7 separate regions of the Homo sapiens genome follow, and all the other regions are linked to region 1. The links are chromatin contacts, found by Hi-C or POLR2A ChIA-PET in ENCODE. All regions are on one chromosome and are shown on one strand. Each heading gives the region's core, a stretch centred on a gene start or an enhancer-like site at or near the end of the contact. The rest is flanking DNA. Distances are from core to core; before and after follow the strand shown. Region 1 overlaps PDE4B (phosphodiesterase 4B). Region 2 overlaps DYNLT5 (dynein light chain Tctex-type family member 5). Region 3 overlaps JAK1 (Janus kinase 1). Region 4 holds the start of DYNLT5 (dynein light chain Tctex-type family member 5). Region 5 overlaps JAK1 (Janus kinase 1). Region 6 holds the start of JAK1 (Janus kinase 1). Region 7 has its middle 6.2 kb from the start of MIR101-1.

Evidence for each region. Hi-C counts contacts between places; a loop is a spot of excess contacts on that map. ChIA-PET counts read pairs that join two places held with the same protein, here RNA polymerase II (POLR2A). Pooled maps may share reads with other maps.
Region 2: a loop to region 1 is called in a pooled map, with 3 times the contacts of the local background. The contact joins two enhancer-like sites. A Hi-C loop is called at or near these places in 3 of 50 pooled maps.
Region 3: a loop to region 1 is called in a map with no recorded cell type, with 17 times the contacts of the local background. The contact joins two enhancer-like sites. A Hi-C loop is called at or near these places in 5 of 37 single-sample maps with no recorded cell type and 9 of 50 pooled maps.
Region 4: a map with no recorded cell type shows a loop between it and region 1 (3-fold over the local background). The contact joins the promoter of DYNLT5 here to the enhancer-like site in region 1. A Hi-C loop is called at or near these places in 2 of 37 single-sample maps with no recorded cell type and 4 of 50 pooled maps.
Region 5: a loop to region 1 is called in a pooled map, with 5 times the contacts of the local background. The contact joins two enhancer-like sites. A Hi-C loop is called at or near these places in 1 of 37 single-sample maps with no recorded cell type and 7 of 50 pooled maps. POLR2A ChIA-PET finds 5 or more read pairs at or near these places in 1 of 52 experiments (AG04450).
Region 6: a loop to region 1 is called in a pooled map, with 8 times the contacts of the local background. The contact joins the promoter of JAK1 here to the enhancer-like site in region 1. A Hi-C loop is called at or near these places in 16 of 37 single-sample maps with no recorded cell type and 9 of 50 pooled maps. POLR2A ChIA-PET finds 5 or more read pairs at or near these places in 1 of 52 experiments (activated CD8-positive, alpha-beta memory T cell).
Region 7: a map of naive thymus-derived CD4-positive, alpha-beta T cell shows a loop between it and region 1 (4-fold over the local background). The contact joins two enhancer-like sites. A Hi-C loop is called at or near these places in 1 of 168 maps with a recorded cell type or tissue (naive thymus-derived CD4-positive, alpha-beta T cell), 5 of 37 single-sample maps with no recorded cell type and 11 of 50 pooled maps.

What each region holds. Positions count from the first base shown.
Region 1 is chr1:65,810,511-65,813,655 of GRCh38, forward strand. All of the region lies in intron 1 of PDE4B (phosphodiesterase 4B), which reads left to right. Among named protein-coding and RNA genes, the nearest start is that of PDE4B, 19 kb to the left of the region's middle. RefSeq lists an enhancer at 1,662-1,891. Within about 2 kb of position 1,649, at least 2 of the 41 ENCODE cell types and tissues checked have a DNase peak (open chromatin) inside an H3K27ac peak, as active enhancers do.
Region 2 is chr1:66,768,126-66,771,270 of GRCh38, forward strand. It overlaps DYNLT5 (dynein light chain Tctex-type family member 5), which reads left to right. Exons shown (of 5, transcript NM_152665.3): 3 at 2,262-2,353. Among named protein-coding and RNA genes, the nearest start is that of DYNLT5, 17 kb to the left of the region's middle. Within about 2 kb of position 1,611, at least 2 of the 41 ENCODE cell types and tissues checked have a DNase peak (open chromatin) inside an H3K27ac peak, as active enhancers do.
Region 3 is chr1:64,862,718-64,865,862 of GRCh38, forward strand. JAK1 (Janus kinase 1) reads right to left here. Exons shown (of 25, transcript NM_002227.4): 8 at 2,070-2,255. Among named protein-coding and RNA genes, the nearest start is that of JAK1, 100 kb to the right of the region's middle. Within about 2 kb of position 1,499, at least 27 of the 41 ENCODE cell types and tissues checked have a DNase peak (open chromatin) inside an H3K27ac peak, as active enhancers do.
Region 4 is chr1:66,751,040-66,754,184 of GRCh38, forward strand. DYNLT5 (dynein light chain Tctex-type family member 5) reads left to right here and starts at 1,420. Exons shown (of 5, transcript NM_152665.3): 1 at 1,420-1,545. SGIP1 (SH3GL interacting endocytic adaptor 1) reads left to right here. Exons shown (of 25, transcript NM_032291.4): 25 at 1-100.
Region 5 is chr1:64,881,553-64,884,697 of GRCh38, forward strand. JAK1 (Janus kinase 1) reads right to left here. Exons shown (of 25, transcript NM_002227.4): 3 at 1,725-1,923. Among named protein-coding and RNA genes, the nearest start is that of JAK1, 83 kb to the right of the region's middle. RefSeq lists enhancers at 1,203-1,382, 1,703-1,872. Within about 2 kb of position 1,424, at least 3 of the 41 ENCODE cell types and tissues checked have a DNase peak (open chromatin) inside an H3K27ac peak, as active enhancers do.
Region 6 is chr1:64,964,821-64,967,965 of GRCh38, forward strand. It overlaps JAK1 (Janus kinase 1), which reads right to left and starts at 1,729. Exons shown (of 25, transcript NM_002227.4): 1 at 1,513-1,729. RefSeq lists a silencer at 1,074-1,953.
Region 7 is chr1:65,063,106-65,066,250 of GRCh38, forward strand. It overlaps a transcript of JAK1 not described here. Among named protein-coding and RNA genes, the nearest start is that of MIR101-1, 6.2 kb to the left of the region's middle. Within about 2 kb of position 1,613, at least 3 of the 41 ENCODE cell types and tissues checked have a DNase peak (open chromatin) inside an H3K27ac peak, as active enhancers do.

The DNA of each region.
Region 1 (3,145 bases), core at 399-2,898:
TGCCTGCTTAAGACTCAGTATGTTAAAACTTTAAAAATATTTATTGAGAGTTTCAGTATGTTCCAGGTATATAACTTAGATATATTTATTTTCATTTTAAAGATGAAGAAATGGAGAGGTTCAGATTAATACTTTTTTCAGCATTACACAGAGCCAGGATTCAAACTTAGGTCTATCTGACTCCAAAGCCTATGCTCTTACCTACCACATTGACTTGTAAGACTTTTTCTTAAAGGGTTATATTTTAAAATTATTATTAATATTTACAATTATTTTCTATTTAATTCTTTTCTTAAGTACATAAATGCCATAAGTGCTACCCCCTTTTCATGCAAATATAGTGAGTTAATGTGGAGGATCTACTACTAAATGCCTTTAGGATTCTGCTAAACGCTTCGAATACGTTAGGGTTTCTCAACCCCAGTGCAATTGATACTTTGGGCCAGATGATTCCCTGTTTGGGAGACAGCCTGTCTCGTGCATTGCAGGGTGTTTAACAGCATCCCTGGCCTCTACCAACTAGATGCAAACAACACTCTCTTTTCCCCCTACCCAGTTGTGACAACCAAAAATGCTTCAGACATTATCAAATATCTTTTGTCAGAGAGGAAATCACCTGAAGTTGAAAACTAATGGTCTACATTATCTCATCTTATCCTTAGAACACCCCATGAGGCTCATATCATTATGATCTCAGCTTTACACAATAAGAATAACTTGCTCAGGGTCATATGCTGAGAAATAGTATCTTCAGGGCTCAAATTGAAGGCTTACCTATGACTTTGGACTAATTTTTGTTGTATTTCATGGACTACGTCTTGTCTTCAAACTTAACTTGAGCATCCTCAAGGCTTGGCTATGTCAGATTCTCCTTTTTCTTTTGCCCCAAGGGCACCTAGAAAAGTACTTAATACCCAGCTGTGCTTTGACAGATGTTCATTAAGCAAATGACCCATTTTATGTGGGTCATATTTAAATAAGCATATTTTAAATAAAATAGAGCTGAGTGCAGTAATTAAGAATCAGACACATCACAGGTTTACATCTCATTCCTGCCATTTATTAGTTATAGGATCATGGAAAAATTTTTGACCTATTTGATTTCCTCATTTGTTTGTGACTAATAATCCCTCCTGTGGATAATGTGAGGAGTGAGTTAACATATAAAGTCATCTAGCATAGTACAAGACACAAGGTTACAAAGTTAAGTACATGATAGCTACTAGTAATACAAATAATATTAATATTAATGATAGTAAGGTGGCTTGGATTTTCTCTTTATATTATGACATAATTTACATATACTTTTATTTCAATAAATTTAGAAAAAAATTTCTTGTCTGCCTAAGACAACTTGAAAGCTGCTGTTTCATTAACGTTAAATAAAAATTACATGAAATATAAAATATACAGAAGGTAAATGAGGAAATTAGGGGGAAAAAGTAAAGCCAAACAAACAAACCAAAAAAAACCCCAGGACCATTAAAAGACAAAATTAACATATTGTAGTACTGAGGTTTCAGTGAGGAATTAAGCTTAGTTCCTTTCATTTCACTAAAGAAGTTTTAACCCTTGTGGTGGCTCAAGGGCTAGGGCTTCTTTTGGCTTTGAGAGCAGATGAATTGACTCATCCCTGACCTCAGCCCTCAGCCTTCTGCTGATTTGGCATCTCTAGCTTCCTTCCCCGAGGTCTGACCTTTTGCCTCATTTCCTCTGACTCAATTTTGGGTTCTGTTCTTGGCTTTCAGTTTCTGCTCTGAGAGTTCCTTTTCTAAATTTCTGGGTCCTCTTGTAGGTTAGTTACTCACTTGTTTCAGTTTCTCTGCTGGTCTCCTTCTTAGGGTATGGCCCTCCATGCTCTGCCACACCTGGGTTGCATCAGCTGCTCAAAGGCAGCATTTCTCACCTGCTGCTGCTCTCCCTGATCCAGGGCCAACTTGGACAAATCCCTTCCAAATGTAATTGGCCATAATCATGTAGGTTTTAACTATAGGTTGGTGGCATTAAATTTCCAAGACAGTAAAATGTCAGGGTGGAAATTCATTGTTTTTAGATACTGGAGGGACTTTCTGTGTTTTAAATGCCTCTCAATTATTTTTTTCATCCATTGGCACACTTTGGAATGTTAATATTTGTAGTAAATACTGAACTACATAGATAATGCTGTTTGTGGTTCTAGGAATTACATGCCTATCCTAGGGACTGAGGGGACGACTGTCTCAGCCTCCTATATGATATTATGTATAGAAATGCACTGGTTGAGAAGCTCTATTCTAAAGTCTCCATGAAAACACAAATAGATAGCACTGGGCAGGGGTTGGGAGAGAGTATAACACCTTAAACAATTATTCTCTAGCTTCTTTATTTCTATTTGCCTGTCAACTGCTTTCTAAGGGTCCTAGACAGCCCTGGAAAAGTTGCCCCAGGAATACAAAACCTTAAGAATGAAGATAAGGACACTAAAGTTTCTGTAGGGGCTGGAGAGGGAATACCTAAATCTATTCTAAGACATGTTGGGAGATACTAAAACTGGAACGAGATTGGGAACAGGCAGAGAGTTAGGAGGCTACCGAGGGAGTTCAGGAATGAGGTATTGAGGGTTTGGTTTATTAGCTGCTCACCTGTAGAGGAGTGAGTCACTTATTTAAATTCATACAGAAAATATGTAAGCATATATGGTGGGTTGGTTGTTAATACTTTGTCAAATGCATGCCACTTAACTAATCGTGGGAGGTCACTATAATTACCATTTAGATGTGAGAGGTATACGGAGGGAGAAAGAAGTCAACAGTAATATGCAAGTTACTATTTTAATTAATTGGGGGAATTGAATTGCCATTCACTAAAGAAAGACTAAGAAAAAGATACAGTTTTGCTGGGGGAAATGGCATGTTGAGTTTTGAACGTGCAAGTTTGAGATATTTTTGCCATATAAAATAATACCTATCTGAAAAGTATTTGGAAGGTGGTCTGGAACTCTCAGGAAAAAGCCAGATCAGAGTAAACAGATTTTAGAAGTGAACAATATAGAGATCTATACATTTTCATTGTGGGCCCTGGAAATCATATTCAAAATAGTATGAAAAATGTGTGCCAGTGTAGTTTTTCTGAGGAGGGGGTCCTCTATAGTTTCAAAGAATCACTG
Region 2 (3,145 bases), core at 361-2,860, 960 kb after region 1:
TGGTTAAATGAAATCCAGAATGTGTATGTATTAAGTACTGTCTTGATATTTAAAGTATTGTTTGCTATTTATTGACATGGAAAGTTATCCATGATACATTTTAAATTTTTTTAAAGCATCTATAATATGAGCCCATATGTAAAATCAAATGTCTGAAATGATTTTTGTTAATGTTAACAGGGGTTAGAGAACAACTGAGGTTAATAATTTTTTGTAATTTTACTTTCTTCTCTATGTTTTTCTGTATGTTTTGAATTTGTAAAATGAGCATACACTGTTTATATGATTCCTATGGAAATAAAAGGGCACTGAACAAATTTATCTACAATAACTCAAAAAAAGTCAATCTGCAAAACTTTCTATTTGCACACCAATCTTCAACCAGTGGGATTTTTAAGCTGCCCTTATGACATTTACCAGTTTCATAATGATAATAATATTAAGTGCACTGATTGTCAATCTTCAGTAACTGATAGTGAAGACAGTTTATAAAAATCCTTATTTGCTTTTTTGTCTTGGAATTTTCACTCCAGCTAATTTGAGTTTTGTACCACCTCTTCTTCTCCATGAATTTTTAATATGGTGTTCAGTAGAAAAGAAATTGAGTTTTTATGAATACCTTCTGTATTATGCAAGTAAGTTTTAATTGCAGTGATTAATTATTTCATTGTCCCTATTTTCATTCTGTCTGTTATAATCATACTTGGGACTTTGTCACTAAGAGGTAAACAGGACATTTGAAATCTGTCTGCCTTTTATACATGTACATTAAGCCCTTTGCCTCATTCCCTTTATCTCTGAAATGGGTAGAATAATGAATCTTTTACTTACCTCAAAGGATATTGTGAAAGTAAAATGAGATAATTTATGGGAAATGTTTTACAAAGTTAAAAGTAGCATATATAGTAATGGAGCAGACTGACTTATCTTAGAATCAAGGGGTTTATGTAACATTGGGTTTTTTAAGCAGCAGTAATCATCTTTGGTATTGCCCACAACACCTGCAGCCAGTGTGGCCAAACAGGCTGGTTGCTACTTCAAAGGGCAGCAGTAAATTGAGGAAGGCAGGTGTTATAAGAATAAAGATTAAGTCACTCATCCAGAAATCCACCATGAAAAAAGCAGCCAGAATTTCTTCCATCATTTTCTTGGGCTGAGTGGGTAAACCCTAATTTATCATGTAAGTTGTATTGCATTAAAGGATTTTTAAAAATAGATTACCCGTGATTTTCTTAAAATATCGATTTGCAAGAAGTTCATTAATTCCAAACAGCGTAGAACTAAGTATTTTAAATTCCTTGCAAGAAAAAAGATCCCCAAAGATTAAGAGCAAATATCTATTTTTTATTTAATTAAAGCAAAAACATAGCCTGCTTAGAAAAGTGGTCACTCTGAACACACACACACACAAACACACACCCACACACACACACATGCTATTATATCCTCCCCTTTGAAATGACATCTGTCTTAAAGTTCATTTTCACAGGTGGAGAAAATTGAGGGTGCAGCATTCTGAGACTGTCATTAGTTACAGCTGAATTTCCTCTGAACTAAGTTGAATTAAGTAGTGCTGGAGAGACAGTGGGGCCTCCTCTTTGCTTGGGTCTCCTGTTTAGCACCAGGATAAGCTCATATTGCCTTGATAACGAAACCAAAACCCTTTTTCGATGTTGAAAAGGCCGATTGATGCTTATTAATGTATTATAGTTTTGGTGAATTGCGGTTTCCTCTACCACGTAGATGAGTTTCTCATTTTTCTTTTTCATACTAAAGGGATTTTGTGAACTACATATAATAGTGAACTCTTTATAATACTCCATGTGTATATAGAGTTGTCTTCCAACATTTTAAGCTTCCTCATATGTCCCCCAGCCCTGTTTGTGAGCTTTATCTACTTTGAGGAGAGGCTTTATATCAGTGGTGGAGATGCGATTGGCAATGGATTTTGAAGTATGTACTGTTACCCCATACACATACATCAACCCAGGATCGCTTTCTGGATAATTTGATGACCTGGGTAACTGCCCTGGGCTTCAGCCATCACATTGAGACCTGCTCCAAATAATTCCTCTGCATCTTAATATTTCCATCTCTAAAATGTTTTGGACTTTCAATATGCCACTAGGATATTTACATAAGACTTACTTGAAATTTTCTGAGAAAACTTCATCTTTGTAACATTTTAGCTTAAAGCAATATTGTATTTTGTTATTATTGTTATAATAATGACTAAAATTTGTTTTCTCCCTTGTTTTTAGTTCTATGAGTACTGTGTCTTATATGGAAGAACCCAGTCAGCGTGATGATATCTCTCGCCTTACAGTTCAGATGGAAAACACCTATCAGTTGGGTGTGTTCTTTTATCTCTCACTCCTATTTTAAACTTCTAAATTGGTGACTGATTCTCTTAAAAATGATATTTGATAACCTGGCATTGTCTTCAATTCTAGCACAATATAAGGGACTTTAATGAATTGAGTGATTTGATGTTGCTTTAGTTTCTTCCTCAGCAAAAAGGTAACAACACTTGCTGTCTTACTTTTCTTTACTAATGTTTCCCAAATGCCAAACAATTCACTGGGTGGCACTGATGCATACAGTATACTACTGACTTAACAAATTCACTGAGTATTTCTGGGTACATAGATATGACTTAAATGAAAGAGATAAGTATTGATATTTTATCCAACAAAACCAATCAGTGTTGTTAGGTGAAGGAAAAAAAAAAACTCAAAGCAAAGGCAAATGACTCATAGTCCCCTGTTGACAGAGACGTTTATCCATTACCACTGAGGTTTTGAGTCTTTGAAAACAAAGATCTTTGCACCTGCCGCTATACTCCCAGGTGGAGTCCGTGGCAAATATCTTTTCCCATCCATGTTTCCTCATAGACCCACTTGTTTTCTCTAAAAGCGTACCTGCCCACTATTACCTGAATTCATACATAATTACTGCTATATGGAAATTCCACAGAGATTTACCAAGGGGCAAAGAAAGACTCTATGGGCCAAGGTGATTCCATCTGTGGCCAGTTAACCCCAAGAAAATTATAGACCATCAGCCTGTCCCCTCTGGCCTTGTAGCCAGTTTTCTACAGGAGTCCCCAAGACTACATGGATTACACGGCTCCATAATTAGCCAA
Region 3 (3,145 bases), core at 249-2,748, 950 kb before region 1:
GGACATGTCAGCCTCTCCCTCACTCCCTTCGGGGTCTCTGGGGGATGATAACGCCTTAGAAGCCAAAGCAACACAGGCAAAATGCACAGGCAGGAACCAGACAGAGCTGGGCAAGTGCCTGCCACTTTCTCACTGAGTGACCCTGTGCAAGATCCCATGCCTCTTGATTAGTCTCAGATTCCTCATTTCAAGTAGAGCTGATGCTCAGTCCCCTAAGGTTCTTACAAGGACTAAGACAGACCAAGATACAGGCACAGCATATAACACGGGGCCTAATATCCAGGATGCAGCATGTGACACGGGGCCTAATATCCAGGATGCAGCATATAACAGGGGGCCTAATACCCAGGATGCAGCATATAACACAGGGCCTAATACCCACGATGCAGCATATAACACGGGGCCTAATACCCAGGATGCAGCATATAACACGGGGCCTAATATCCAGGATGCAGCATATGACACGGGGCCTAATATCCAGGATGCAGCATATGACAGGGGGCCTAATATCCAGGATGCAGCATATGACACGGGGCCTAAAATCCAGGATGCAGCATATGACACGGGGCCTAATATCCAGGATGCAGCATATGACACGGGGCCTAATATCCAGGATGCAGCATATGACACGGGGCCTAATATCCAGGATGCAGCATATAACACGGGGCCTGATATCCAGGATGTGCTCCATCAACAGCACTTCTTCTTTTCTCCCTCCATTTCGCATCTTTCCATTAACATCCATCTGAGCTCTTCTACTTCTCCCTCTTCACTTTGTTTTTACTATATTTTTCTAATAAAATTAATGTAAGTTTTTTGTTTAAAAAAAAAGGAGGGGAGAATAAGAAAATTAAAACCACTCATAATGCCACCATAAATAAGTAGCTGTTAATATTTATTTTTCTAAGAGCATGTGTATATACATGCATACCTATTGATATTTTGAACAAAACTGGTCCCATTCTATAGGTAAAGTTTTATATCCTGCTTTTTCCCCTGACCTTTTTTCCAGGTCATTAAAAAATTCAGCAACCTGATTTTCTAATATTCTGCTTCTCAGGCAAATTGTGATTTATTTTCCTATTCTCCTATTATTGTATATTTAAGTTATTTTCAGAATTTTGACACTTTAATTACTACTGGAATGAATATTCTTATTCATAAACCATAACCTGCCTCTCACATTGTTTCTGGAAGATAGATTCATTCTCTAGATTCCTGAACAGAGGGATATATAAATATTTTCAAGGCTTTTAACAGGTTACCAAACTGTTTTCCAAAAGGTTATATCAGAAAGACAAGTTATTCTGAATACAAGAGAGTGACTGTCTGCCCTAAACCGTATCACCAGGCTCTTCCTCAGCACTGAGCGTTATCATTGTGACACAGTATCTGCCACATTTTGGCAGAATGTGGCCTTTCCTGGTGTTGGCTCCACTCACCTTAAGAGTGCTAGCTGTCTCACCAGCCGCTCTCTCTGCATGTTGTTGGCTGTGACTTCCCCTGACACAAACAGGTTTATTTTGGCAGAGTTCCCACTTCCTGCTTGTTTAGATTATGTCCTCAAGTGATACCAAAAAAGAGGAAGTGAGATTAAACACCCTTTCCTCTGTCCGAGAGTCACTGGGGTGTGCCTGACACCATATCGATGACTGCCACTGTGGCCGAGGCTCGCCTGAGGGCAACGTGGGGCTTCCTGCTTTGCACTTCAGCTCAGCAGAGAGGCCGTGCCAGAACCCTTGGGAGGAAACACTGACATTCGCTGGTTTTCTTTTCCTTCAAATCCACTAGCTTTGTGAATTAAATATTGATGCTGAGGTGTATTTGGGAGGGAAGCAAATCCTAAGGCAGATTCACATTTCTGAGACCAAAGAAAGGCACTGGAATGTATCGGTGTAACTTTAAAACACTGAGAATGCCTTGGTAATAGGAACTTTTTGGCTTCAATAAGAAAATCCTGTTTTCTCTTTAGGACAGGAACTCTGAAAATCATGTGCTGCAGAACGGAACTCAGCAATTCTCCCTCTCATCACCAGATCCAGACTTAAGAGCTTCTGGGACAAACTTACCATTTTCTTGTTGTCCTGCTTGTTAATGCTGACCACAGACTCCTTTATTACAATGTGAGTGATTTCAGGGAAGTAAGAAAAATTGTTCCACTCTTCCCGGATCTTGTTTTTCTCCTCATCCTTCTTGTGTTTATTTTCCAGTTTTTTCCGCTTCAGTTTATTTTTTTCCTTTTCAACAGAAACAACCTGATAAGATACATAAAAGGGACAGGGTTAAGTTGCTTTCTTCATTTTCTATTGGTAAAAGGTCAGTGCTGCTGGGAAACCTATGCAGGGCCTAGGTCCAAGGAAGAGAAAGCCAGCTCTTCTGGACTTGCAGGATTGGGGGAGTTGGCACCTGCAGGGTTAGGACCAAAGAACTGGGTTGTATCAGGGAATCCTGGGCTTTCATATCTGGAAGAGACCTTAATGAGCACACTGTCTAAACTATATAATACGCAATGTGCACGGAAACTCAGAAAGGGAAATCACTGCTCACTAGACATGCATCTACATTCAGGTCTCCTCACTTCCAGACTACTACACATGCTCTGACACAAACAGATAACATACTCTTCCCAGTTACCACTGAGCTGAACATGAGCTTTCTCCTATCACCAATCGTCTTGACTTTGTAACAGTACTCAAGTCGGGATTTTCCAGAGAAGACACGAATTTCATGCTTGAAATAATCTACACACTGAATAATATATATCTGCACAAGTGAAAATATTTTGTGTCGCATGAGCCCTGGAGACCAGAGATCTAGGTTAAGTTCCTGCCTCTGCCAATTACTTAACTAGTTACATCATCTCTTTGAGCCTCATTTTCCTTATTCATGAAATAGCTTACATCTTCACAGGGTTCTCTGAGATTAGACAAGTGCTAACTAACATAGTATAATACCTATTATACAGAAAACCCTCAGTAAGTATCAAGCATTATTGTTTTAGCATGAGAATAAAACAGGAGGAGAAAATGAGTCTCATATTTTATTCATTTATTTAATTTTTTGAGACAGTGTCTTGCTGTCACCCAGGCTGGAGCACAGTGGCAAGGTCATGGCTCACTGTAGCCTTGACCTCCCAGGCTCAGGC
Region 4 (3,145 bases), core at 170-2,669, 940 kb after region 1:
AGAACAAAGTTTAATTCTATATGTAAGTTGTTACTGAAATGTGATTTCTTTTTCTGGAAAATAAATGAAAAATATGAAAATAAATTGAATTGTGAATATCTTTTGCTGTCAGCCTCTTAAAATTTTACCCGCATTTCTGGAAAACTTCATTCCATGTTTAGGGTAGGGATGGTGGGCCAAAGGTCTGTCAAAGGTCAAGGGTTAAGAGTTAGACAAATTTCAGCTCTGTGATTTAAATATCGACTTGAGCATGTTACTCAACGATTCTACATTTCCTTATCTTAAAAAAAAATAGAGTAATGTCCCCTATGTCATAGTCACTGAACAAATTCAATGAGATAATGTTTATTCATCACCTAGCAGTTCCTATCTAGTCCATAGTAGATATTCAATCAACAATCCTTTCCTGTTCTTATCTTTCTGTGAGTAGAGATTGGGATGGGCAAAAATATCTATTTCTCTTCTTCCAACACTATCCTAACACTGTGCTCCACCGGAATCCCAATGTATTACTGTCAGCTAATGCTAATTCCAGCAGGACACTCATCAAGAGCCATGCCCTTGGCTAGATGCTTGGAGGCATCTTGTTTCTGCTTCCAATGATTGCCCACTACAGGAGGGTCCCTATAGTGTTTATTTTGTTTGCTTTTGGTTTGGGGAGGCCCAAACCAGGCTTAGGCTGGGGATAGTCGCTGAAGAAGAGGAAAAGCCCATTCATACCAGCAGGTAGGTCCTCAACCCCAAACAGCCTCATTTCAAAGCTTCTTAGACATTAACAGGCTCAGAAGAGTCTTGTTAAGGAAAGCGAAGGAACCCAGCCCGGTTTGTAACACATTGGAGTTAAGACCATGAGTTTCAGGGGCCTTGGGCATATTATTTAACATTTTAGAATCTCAATTTTCCAAATCCTTTAAAGGGAAAACATTCCTTTCTTGACAGAGTTATTGGGACGACTAAATCCCAATGTTTGTCGGTATCTGGGGTATCTGGCCAATGTAAGTGCTCATTTACCTCCACATTCCACCGCCTGTGCCTTGGAGGGGGAACGTGCGAAGCAGCGTTAGGAGCCGGGAAAAGGGCAGGGCTACTTTACTTTGTCTTTGCGCTTCGGATTTCCTGTGCTAGGAAACCGCAGCACTTCCCACTCCTGCCCCTGATGTCTGCGGGAAAAGGAACTTGATGAGGGGCCCTAGGGGTGCAAATGTCTTTAGTCCCAAATGTCTTCCTCGCTACACAATGAACCAGTTCCCCTCCAGCTCGCCGCCAACCCAGGACGCAGCCCGGCTCAGAGTGACCCCCAGTGGGCAGTGAAGATGAGATCCTCTACATCCTTAGGGCAGCTCAGAGGGCCACTCAGCGGCCAAGTCCGGCCGGGGAGGGCCGAGGGCTCTGTTTGAGGTCACCCTGGAGACCGGCCTCAGAGTCCAGGGAGAGTGCGCGGGCGGCCGCCGGCTGAATGAAGCCTGGGACGCGGGAGCCGCGCCGCGCGCAGTGTCTGCAGTGCCGGAGGTCTGGGAGGCTCCGGGCGAAGCCTCCCTGCTGCAGGTAGGGTCGCCTCTCTCTGCAGCGCGTCTGGACCCCAAAGGAAGGATAGGGGGCAAGGGATCGGCCCTTTGTTGAGAAATGGCCCTACTTGGCCCCGATCTCTCCGCCACCTTATTCCTCCTCTCCCCAACACATAAGAAAAAATGATCCCAAATTTGGGAACTGAAAGTCGGTCCCAACGGTTCGTCCCCTGCCCCATTGCATGGCTGGGGGCTGGGCTTCAAGAGTGATGGCCAACGCAGAGCCGGCCAGCAAGGTCATCCCCTGACCCGGGGCGGTCTTCCTGTGGCTGGCCGCACCCATGAGGACCTCCAGGTCCCAACTCTGGCCTTTCTTGGGGAGGGGGCGGCCTGCAGGGCAGCTTTGGAAACAGCTGAGGCCGAGATGGGTCTATGTGGCTTTGCAGCAAAACCTGAATGACCCACCTAATCAGGCTGTGTGTCTTTCCACACTCATAAACACACTCACCTTCGTACACACGAACACAGACACACTTATACACACAGGCACCTGCACACACAGAGATGCACACTCACAGGTACACACTCAAGGACGCTCACACTCACGTGCACACACACACCACGCTGCCTGCCTCACCCACACACAGCACCTCTGCTCTGACATTGATGCCACTGGGTTTTAGGGTATGTTCTTGTGTGCCCTACCTACTCAACTGCCAGCTCCTTGAAGGCATGGATTCTCTTCTATTTTTATGCTTTGGTGTCTAGCACAGTATTTCCTTATCGGGGCTCTCACATTTATAGATTATGAAATAATTTAAATGAATACTTAAATTTGTAGGTAGACAATGAGGGCATTATTAGAGTTATAGTCCAAGTTCTGGGAAGTCCATTGCTACTACCAGCTTTTTAACAAGTATTAGTAGGAAGGAGGGAGTTTTCCAATAAATTATTTATTTAAAAGTTAAGTCCTATTTGCTCTTTACAAACTATGTAAATGTTGCTCGAGAAAACAAAACAAACAACAAAAAATCTTTGGGAAAGCAAGGTTAATTTTAATTTTTATTTATTTATTTATTTTCTAGCTCCCTACCCCTAATTTTATTTTTTAAAGTCATGGTGGGTCAGGCACAGTGGTTGATGCCTGTAATTCCAGCACTTTGGGAGGCCAAGGCAGGAGGATCACTTAAGGCCAGGAGATTAAGGCCAGCCTGGGCAACACAGAAAGATCTTGTCTCTACAAAAATGTTTAAAAATTAGCTAGGCATGGTGGTGCAGGCCTGTAGTCCTAGCTACTAGGGAGGCTGAGGTGGGTGGACCGCTTGAGCCCAGGAGTTTGAAGTTACGGTGAGCTATGATCATGCCACTGCACTCCAGCCTGGGTAACAAGAGCTAGATCCTGTCTCTAAAATAATAAAATAGGCCAGGTAGAGTGGCTCATGCCTGTAATCCCAGCACTTTGGGAGGCTGAAGCAGGATTGCTTGATCCCAGGAGTTCAAGACCAGCCTGGGCAACATAGACCCTATCTCTACAAAAAATTAAAAATTAGCCCAGCTTGATGGCATACACCTGCAGTCCCAGCTACTCAGGTGGCTGAGTTGGGAGGAACGCTTGAGCCCAGGTGTTTGGGGCAGTAGTG
Region 5 (3,145 bases), core at 174-2,673, 930 kb before region 1:
TGAGAGCTACAAGAACCTGTGGCATTCAGTATGTATTTCTGAAATTGATGAGTTTCTGCAATATTCTGTTGAGCCAGTTACAGAAGAGACACCACTCATTTTCTATAAGGTAGGCTAGAAACCGACACCCCAAACTGGCTGACCCTAAGCCCAGAGTTATAGGAGGTCCAGCGACTGTGTCCATCCTCAGACTCACAGGCTCTCTCCTCTCATCTCTTTCCCAGCAGCTCCTTGGTCCCTCATTAACAGCAGCCCAATGACTCTGCAACAATGACCTTTGCTTACAAACTGAGTGAGGTTTATACCTGCTGTGCTGATGGCAAGAAGCTTGGCGAAGAGAATAAACAATATAAACCAAATCTCAAGGGGAAAGGGAGAAAACAAAAAAACAAAGCCTTAAAAAAAACTTTAGAACCACTGATTTACATCTAGGTGTTCTGATAATTACAAACACACTTAAAGCTGCTGTCTAAAGATGGTTATTTGTACACATTGCGGCCTAGTCAAAATAACTTGACAATATTACTGGATTTTTCCCACTAATAATCTATACACCTCAGCCCATTTTATTCTGTGTCAGGTTTAGTCAGTAAGAGCCTACTACGCTCTTCCCCATACCATAAGCCTCTCCCCTTTTCCTGAAACTCTGGTGTGTGAAGATTTTAGGCAGAAAGACAAATATCAGAAAGAAGGTAGGTTTTCTAAACAAGCTGTACTACTAACAAGATAAGCAATTCTTAAAATAACCAACCTATCCCCTCAGAGTTGTTCTGAGGGTTAAAGGTGGGATAAGTAAAGTAGGGATCAGGCTGTACGGCATCATAAATGGCTACTTCATCATCATAAAACGAGTTGATAGAACCTTTTTAAAACAGCTTTGAGATATAATTTACATATTATAAAATTCACCAATTTTTAAGTGTACAATTCAACAGATTCTAGTGTATTTACTCAGTTGTACAACCATCATCACAATCCAAGTGGATTAGATCTGTGATTTAACTTAATTTCTATGATTTAACTTGTCATTTAAAATCAGGCAAGCAAAAACTGCCAATGTCCTCAAGTTCAAAGGATGAAAGGGACTTTGGTTTCCCACCTTCTGAGGGCAACAGGCTAACTTTAAGACAACTCTCACTTGAAAGGAGAAAAAAAAGCTTGTGTTGTTGAGAGCCTCGTCCTTTTCACAACTTGGGAACTTGACTAAGCCACAAAGCAACACTCAGCTTCTCACTTCAACTCAGCACCACGCATGGGAGGGCAGTCACGGCAGCAGAAGGAGGGGTCAAACTTTTTAGGAGAAGTTTCGAATAATTATTAAGATATTGAGATACGCTACTTGCTGAGCAGGGACTTAGTCCCAGGTGTTTTACGTAGCACCTCATCTAGTGCTGATATTATTCCAATTGTACAGATGTGGGGAAATGAGAACTGAGCCTGGATCCACAGAAGTCAAGCGTCATCCCCTGGTATCTTATAGTTCATTAGTGACGGAGCAGAAAGAAGCCACTCTGCAGATGAAGAAAGTGAAAAGCGAAACCCTCAGAATTAGAATCACTGGCCTAAGGTCACGTGCAAGTGGCAGTGGCAGAGGCAGGGAGGAACCTGACTCCAGAGTCCACAACTCTTTCTGCCCAGCAGCGCTACAAGGGGCAGAGACCCCCAGATCTTCTGAACTAGTGTGTTGGTGAAACCCCCAGCCCTGGGCAGCTGCCAGTACTCACGGCATGCCTGTGCAGCCCTGATGCACAGTTCCTCTGCTGTGTACTCTCCACTGCCCAGCCGGAGGGGCTCCCTGTCCGACAGATAGAAGATCACTTCCACCCCTGGCTCAGGGGCCTCCAGGTTCACCTCAGTCTTCTTGGAGCTCCTCATTTTAGCACAGAAAGCCATGGCATTGCAGTCCTCTTTTATATTTAGATACTGTTGTGGAAGGAAAACAAGACTATGTGGTCACTCTATGTGCTAAAAGTTCTTATGGCAAAAGGGAGTGTTCTGAAGGTAAAAAAGCAGAAACATTTGGTGTTGGTATTGGATACGTACCTCTCCCCTGCCCCTTCCCTTCCTGGAAACCAAACATGTCAGATCTCATAAGAGATGAAACCATGGAAAATAATTATGCATACTAATTAATGAATTGTAATTTATTAATTATGTATTTTTGAAAATATGGTCAGACCATATTTTCAAAAATCAGAATAATTTTAGACATGGCCTGAATTTATTTTCTCCATTTGCACCCAAGTTGTAATTGAAAAATGTAGCCCATTCTGGAACCAACAATGTTAAAGGACTGATTATTAGTTACAAATTCTGCTGCTGTTTCTACTGGAATCACATAAGCTTTGAACAGACTTATGGCAAGAATCAGCATTTTAATTTCATGTCCATCTCCCACTAAAAAGCAAGCATGGTGAGGGCATGAACCGTATCTTATCTCTCTTCACATCCCCACCTGAGACACTGCACACAAAATGATGACCAATTCATGTTCATAAGTCACATGGAAGGGCCATAACAATTAATGAATGGAGCCTGGTTCCTACCACCCCAGGAGGAGCGGCAGGACTTTGACGCAGCACCAGGAGGGCAGGAGGAGGCCTTACTTTGGAACAGTTAGAAAACCCTGGTGAAAAGTGCGTAAGTAAGTAATTCACATAAGCACCCTCCAAAGGGAGAGCACCTAGGGCCAAAGAACCAACCTCAGCAACTTAGCCTTGGGCAAGGCCAGAAAGGAGGAAAGAAATGAGGGAAAGCCCTACACATTCTTTCTTCTTCTTGCCCAATACCAATGGGCTACAAACTAATTCGCTGACCCCACACTCCTACTACTTTCTTCCTGTCTGCCAAGCCAACCTTCACTTAAACCCCTAAAGTAATTTCTCCATAACACATACCAGATCCTCCAAGGGCTTCCCATTAATCTACAGAGCAATTCTGAGACTCTGAAACAGAGCCCTGCTCCATCATCTGGCCGGCCAGCCTTCCTCACCTTATCTTCTATCACTCTGAGCTTCTTGCTTCATGCTTGAAACCCACAAGGCTGTCAGTGTTACTGTATCCTCCCCTACCCAATGCTACTTCTCACCCTCCTGCCTTCACTCACACTGATTCCTCTATAGGAATATCTTTCTACCTTATCCCT
Region 6 (3,145 bases), core at 479-2,978, 850 kb before region 1:
CTATACAGGGGAGACATTTTCTCCACATTACAAAGCATATTGTACCAGAAATGTCTGGAACCCTGGTGGTCTCCATTAATCTTCACCACAAAGTACAAAAGAACACATTGATCCTTCAATGAAAATAATCCCCTGGTCTTGGAAAACATCAGAGTCACCAAAAGCAAAATCAAGAAACAACACATAATGGGGTTTTGGAAAGGGAAGAACAAAGATTCAATCAATACGAATTGCTCATCTTAAACAAAATCTACTGTGCCTATACCCATATTTAACTCAAATCTTTTCTTCAAAAAATAAAAAAATAGCCAAAACCAAACACGCCCTGATTTACATCTCTCTCTGCATTATTCTCATCACTTAACTACCCATGTTTTACTCCCTGAAAGAAGTAATGACAATTTTATACCACTGTAAATTCCTGCCAGTGAGAGAAAAACCCTATGACTTGGGGGGAAAAGTGTCAATGACATGTATAGCGATGTACTCAACCAGGGGCAGAAGGCAGCTCACAGCCACGTAGTAAGAAGAGTGGCAGGAAGGACGGGGTCCCCTTCCCCAGGAACACACAGGAAATCATGGAGTGCAAACCCTCCAAAAAACGTGTGCACAAACACCTGGCAAACATCGCATCTTTTATCTAGAAGTTCCGTGGTAAACACACATCCAAGGAGCCCACATCCCAGGGACCCTGGGGAGTGACTTTGGAGGAGTGTCTATTAGTCCTCCGATGCTCCCGGTCGCCGACGATGCGCGGATGGAGTTGGAGTGAGGGAGCCAGAGACCAGCCCCAGTTTCGGTTAATCAGTCCCTTTCCAGTGGGATTCGCAATTCCCCGGGTAGTTCTCTCCCACTGTTCCCCTTCCCTGGTCCTCTCGCCCAGGGTCTCCTTTCCCACTTCTCGCTGGCTACCTGAGGCCTGGTTCCTAACAGAACCTAAGAGGGGAGGGGGCGTTTCCCGAGTTCGCGGACGCCCAACACCCAGCTCCAAATCCCAGAAACTTTCCCTCGCTGAGACCGCAAGGAAGGAAAAAAGCTAAGACCCTCAGCCTCCTTCCTGGGGCCGAAGAAGAAAACCTTTCTGCGCTGCCACCCCGGCCGGGAGCTGGCGGTCAAGTTCGCGGTACAAGGAGCTAGGGACGTCAGCCCTCCAGCCCGCGCCTGTATCTCGGGGTGGTATAAACAGGATGTCAGACAGCGCGCTCCGGGCTTGTTTATGAAAACTTGCCGTGCGCGCTGGGGGAGGGGGCGGCCTGGCTTAACCGCTCTTCTCCCGGCCGGGGGCCCCCGCCCGGCGACCTCCTCGCCGCCCGCCGGCTCCGCGGGGCTGGAAATCCCCGCCTTCCCCGCCCGAGCCGCGGGGTCCTGAGCTGCGCTCAGGAGCAGCCCGGGCCGCGCAGCCTAAGGACCGACCAAGAGCGGTGGCCGCGCCTCCGGCCAGTCCGGGCTGCGCGCCCCTCGCCTGCCGACCGCGGCCGCCCCGGCTCCTCCACCTCCCCCGGTGACACTCACCACTTCCGTGTGCGCCTGGGCCAGGCAGCGCCCCGTCGCTGCGCTGGCTGGGGTCGACCGGCAGGCTCGCTAGGCGGCCAGCCCCGCGGGGCCCCAGCGTGCGCGCGCCCAGGGCTGAGGAGGGGTCGCGGCGAGGACAGCCGGGACTGGGCGCAGGCCCGCACTGTCTGCAGCTCCAGGATACTCCGCGGCCGCCGCGGCCTGCGCTCAGCGACGCACCGCCTCCCGTCCCGCCCCGCCCCGCCCCGCGGCCGGCCCCACCCCCGTGGCCGCCGGGCCCACCCCCTCGCGACGTCACCAGCGGCAGCCCCGGAAAGCGGGGCGGGGTCGCGGTCCCGGCGGAGACTCTGCGCCTCCGGCCTACCCGCCCCGCCCCCATCCGGCTTCGCTCGCGAAGCTGCCCCCACTCGTCTCTGTTCACCGCGTCCTCTAGATTCTAGAATCTAGAAACTCATCTAGGACGCGAGGTCATCTATCGCGGGGAGTAAAATTGCCAGGATTCGCCCGTAGATTGACCCCTCCCAGCTCTGGAGCCCCCTCCGCCACACCTTTGTGCGCTCGATGCAGAAATGCATCCCGCCTCCTCCGTATACGCTCCGCTTCTTACCCCAGCTCAGTAGGAGAGGAGCTAGTGGAGCACTAGACTAAAAAGAATTTAACAATACAGCCCCCAGCTTGGACAAGCTACTGCAGATCCAACCCATTCCGTATTTTAAAAGCTCTTTACGAAAAAAAAAAAAGCATATGCATAATAGGAATTAGAACTACATTCACTGATACCTAATGCATGTACAGCGCTTTTCATTTTTTACTAATAACCTCTCAAAGTAGTAGCATCATCTTATCCATGAGGAACAAATTAAGTCTTTAGTGTCTTAATCAAGGTCACACTGTAGCCAAGATTCATACTTCGTAGGCAGTCCACGGACAAATCCTAACAATTTTATTTCCTTAGGTATCTCTCCAATCAGTTCACTTGTCTATGTTCCGGCAACACGGTCCGAGCTGCCACCATCTCTCACCTGAAGGGACCACGAACATCTCTTAAATCGTCACTCCATTCACTCCAGCCCCCAATTAATTCTCTACAATGAACTTTTAAAAATTCAAATCTGTTCCACACACTCCCATGCTTAAAACACTCCAGCGACTTCCCCCTGACAATCCCTGGATGAAAATCCTCCGAGGCCGTGCACGGTCAGAATTCTGCAGCTTCAGGGCTGTGGACAGAGGCTGCCCCACCTGTGCTGACTTCACTAACCCTGCTGGACAGTTCCTGATCACTTGAGTTACTGCAACTGAAACTGAGCAAGATATTCTGGGTGTGGAATAAAGTCAAGCATCCGAATTAGACTACTGAATTTGAGGTTTGGCCTCCACCAGTAACCACCTGTGTTGCCCTAAACAATTCTTAGTTGACTCAATTCTCAGTGGAGCAGCAGACAAAAGGATCTCCAAAGTGCCTTCCAGAAGTACAGAAAAGAGGACCAAAGAAGACCGGAGATCAGAGCAGACAGGGAGGCAACCCGGGTTGCCTGCATTGTGGGTGTTTGTGTGCAAGTCTTGTCTCATCTGCCACACTCTGAACAACACCTCAGGGCTGTTTGCATCATTTTCTTCACCTGTTAAATAG
Region 7 (3,145 bases), core at 363-2,862, 750 kb before region 1:
TTGTGGGCCCAAATGCCACGAGTGGAGCCGTGATTTGGTGGGGAGGGGGACAGAAAGTAGATGAAGCAAAGAAAAAATAAATGGAAGTGAGTGACAGATGAGTAGAATCACTAAAATGCCACCAGGTGTCACAATTGTTACTTTGCCACACATTGTTTTCCGGTACCTTTTGCTATGTTCAGGATCCTTTTACAAAAGCAGCAATAGCCGGGTATGTGGGTATCCCAATTTTCCCATGACACCCCTGCTAGCCGTTCTAGAACCCTGGACTTTTACACTAATCTCCCTAATATAACAGTAATAATGTAATACTTGGGGTCCCCAATCATCACATGGAACACAGCAGTGGAAAATAGAAACACAAACATGAAATAACAATATTTCATACAGTCACCACTTTTGAAATTAATCCATGGGGCTAGGCACAGTGGCTCATGCCTGTAATCCCAGCAGTTTGGGAGGCCAAGGCGGATGGATCACCCGAGCTTAGGAGTTCAAGACCAGCCTGGCCAACGTGGGGAAACCCCATCTCTACTAAAAATACAAAAAATCTGCCGGGCGTGGTGGCACACACCTGTAGTCCCAGCTACTCTGGAGGCTGAGACAAGAGGATCGCTTGAACCTGGGAGGTGGAGGTTGCAGTGAGCCAAGATCGCGTCACTGCACTCCAGCCTGGAAGACAGAGAGAGACTCTATCTCAAAAAAAAAAAAAAAAAAAGAAAGAAAAAAAGAAAAGAAATTAATTCATAGATGAAAAGGAGTAATGCAGGCCTGAGCTGTCCAATGAAGTATATAATGCAAGCTACACATGTAATTTTTAATTCTCTAGTAGCCACACTAATAAACAGGTGGAATTAATAGCATATTCATTTAACCCAATATATCTAAAATATTATCATCTGAACATGGAATCAACATAAAATTAATGGGCTATTCTACTTTTTTTGCATTCTTTGAAATCTGAAGATTACTTTGCACTTACATATCCCAATTCTAAATTTTCATCAAAATACTTAATTTGCGTTTGGATTTCAAAACACTTAGTTTCAAAAGTAGATGCGTAAGCTCAAGTATGTTTCCAAATATAAATAAGCTTTCCAATAACTAAATCAAGTTATCAAAGTCTAAAATTAAATAAAATTTAAAATTGAGCTCTTCCTCACCCTAGCCATATTTCAGGTGGTTAATAGCCACGTGGCTAGTGGCTACCATATTAGGGCAGGTATCCTGTCTCTGTCACCTGGATTCTTTTAAACCCGAACCAGAGTAAAAGATGTTACCCCATCAACCAGAAAGTCATCTTACAGCACCCACCAAGTGCTCAAATTATACCAAGTATTTTCTGCTCCACTTCCAATCTTTAAGTTGTCAACACTTCAGTGATTATCGTTTATTAGGTAGCCCTTCCAAAAGACTGAGTATTTTAGCTCAGAGAGGAAAGCATATCTCAATTCAGGGACTGAATGGAGACACTGAGTGAGATTCAAAGACAAGAAGTTAATTTCCAAGGTAGAGGTGGAAAATCCTGACATCCTTACTTCTTTGTCCAGGGTATCAGTCACCTACAAAAGTTACAATTATTGTTTATCACAATTATTGTTTATGAGCCTCTCAACTTACATACTCACAGCAGCTGTCACTGCATCCTCAGGTTCTCTGTCTTCAAGTGCCCTCCTAGCTTCCTGAAACAACCTTCTCTATCTAGAGCAGATTCTGCAGAGAGGCCCCTCTTTAATTCATATTCTGAAACGTGCTTGTTATTGTTGACGTACAAAAACTTATGAATAATTCAATAAATGAATCTTGAACCATCCTATTTATCATTCAGTGGTCTAGGTACCCAACTCTAGAGGAAAGCTTTTCTGAAATACACGGTAAGTATCCCCCAACCCTCCCTCAAAGGAACCAATTATGAACACTATACAGTCTTCTCTCCCTTCTCACTCCCCATGTCAAAGTTCATTGTGTTCCTCCTGCAGCTGATTTAAAAGTTGATCTTTTCAAGGAGCTGGATTCCTAAGGTAGTTCTATTTTGAGCCTTCTTCCTGTTCTGAAGCTAAAGTTGGAAGGGCTTAGGTGGTGATGTCATGGAAGGGAGACTGTTGGTTTTTATAGGAGGGTCTTCTCTGGCAACTCTGGGGATGCTCAAATGGGGAAAACTCAGAGTGTTACTTTTGATCTTTTCCCCCCTCCTTCCCTTTATAGAATATCAGCTATTCCTTAGCCAGCAAGAAAACAAGTTCAAATAAGCCTGCAAACAGATTTACATATTTTACATGCTAAACATCTAATAAATGAAAAGACTGAGAAAAAGAAAAATGCCTCACTGTAAGGAACAGAGGGTGACAACCTCTTTCTCCACCCCTCTCCCCAAATATCTATCACAGAACAAGGGGCAAAGAGGAGGGGAGGGTCGACTGGTAAGCAGAATAAAGGGATTATAAAGCTAGGAGGCTTTTAGAGGGAAACGCTGTTGGAATATTCAGGACAGGAGACCCTTGGGTCCCTGCTCTTCCTCTGTGTTTTCCTCCCTTTTGGAATGGTTAGACTTGGGCTGGGTGTGTCTTCTGCTTGGGAGGCGTTTTTTTTGGCGCTGGAAAAGCAAAAGGGGCCAGGGTGGGGCCTGGGGAAAGAAAGCCAGAGACAGGCTGCTTAGGCCTGGCTCTGGGTTAAGCTTAAGGGGAAAATAAAGGGGGCTACGGAGGGACAGCAGATTCCATTAGAAGACCCAGAGGGGAATAAAAAACAGCGCACTGGCCAAAGGGGGTCACTTCTCTCTCTCCCTCAACCTAGGCCCAGGAGCTATTTGCTGGTTGGTGGGGGACAGGTCCAGAGGGAAGAGAAAATCCCAAAACATCTGCAGATCACAACTTGCCGGGGGAAAGGGGGGCTGGGGACAGACATGCCAAATTAAATCAGCAGGTGAAAGCAGCAATTTTTGGCCAATGCTGGGATTGCGGAGAGGACTAACTAAGAACCCTGGAGAGCAGGGGATTCCCTGGTTTCTCAGCTCACCTCTCCTTCAAAGCAGGGATAAGCACAGGTGTGGTCTTTCTCCAGGAAGGTGGCAGCTGGCGTGCGGGTAGCAGAGTGAGGGAAAGAATTCCTCGCACAGGAAGGCAGGGAGAAGCCCTGGGGTCAGCTG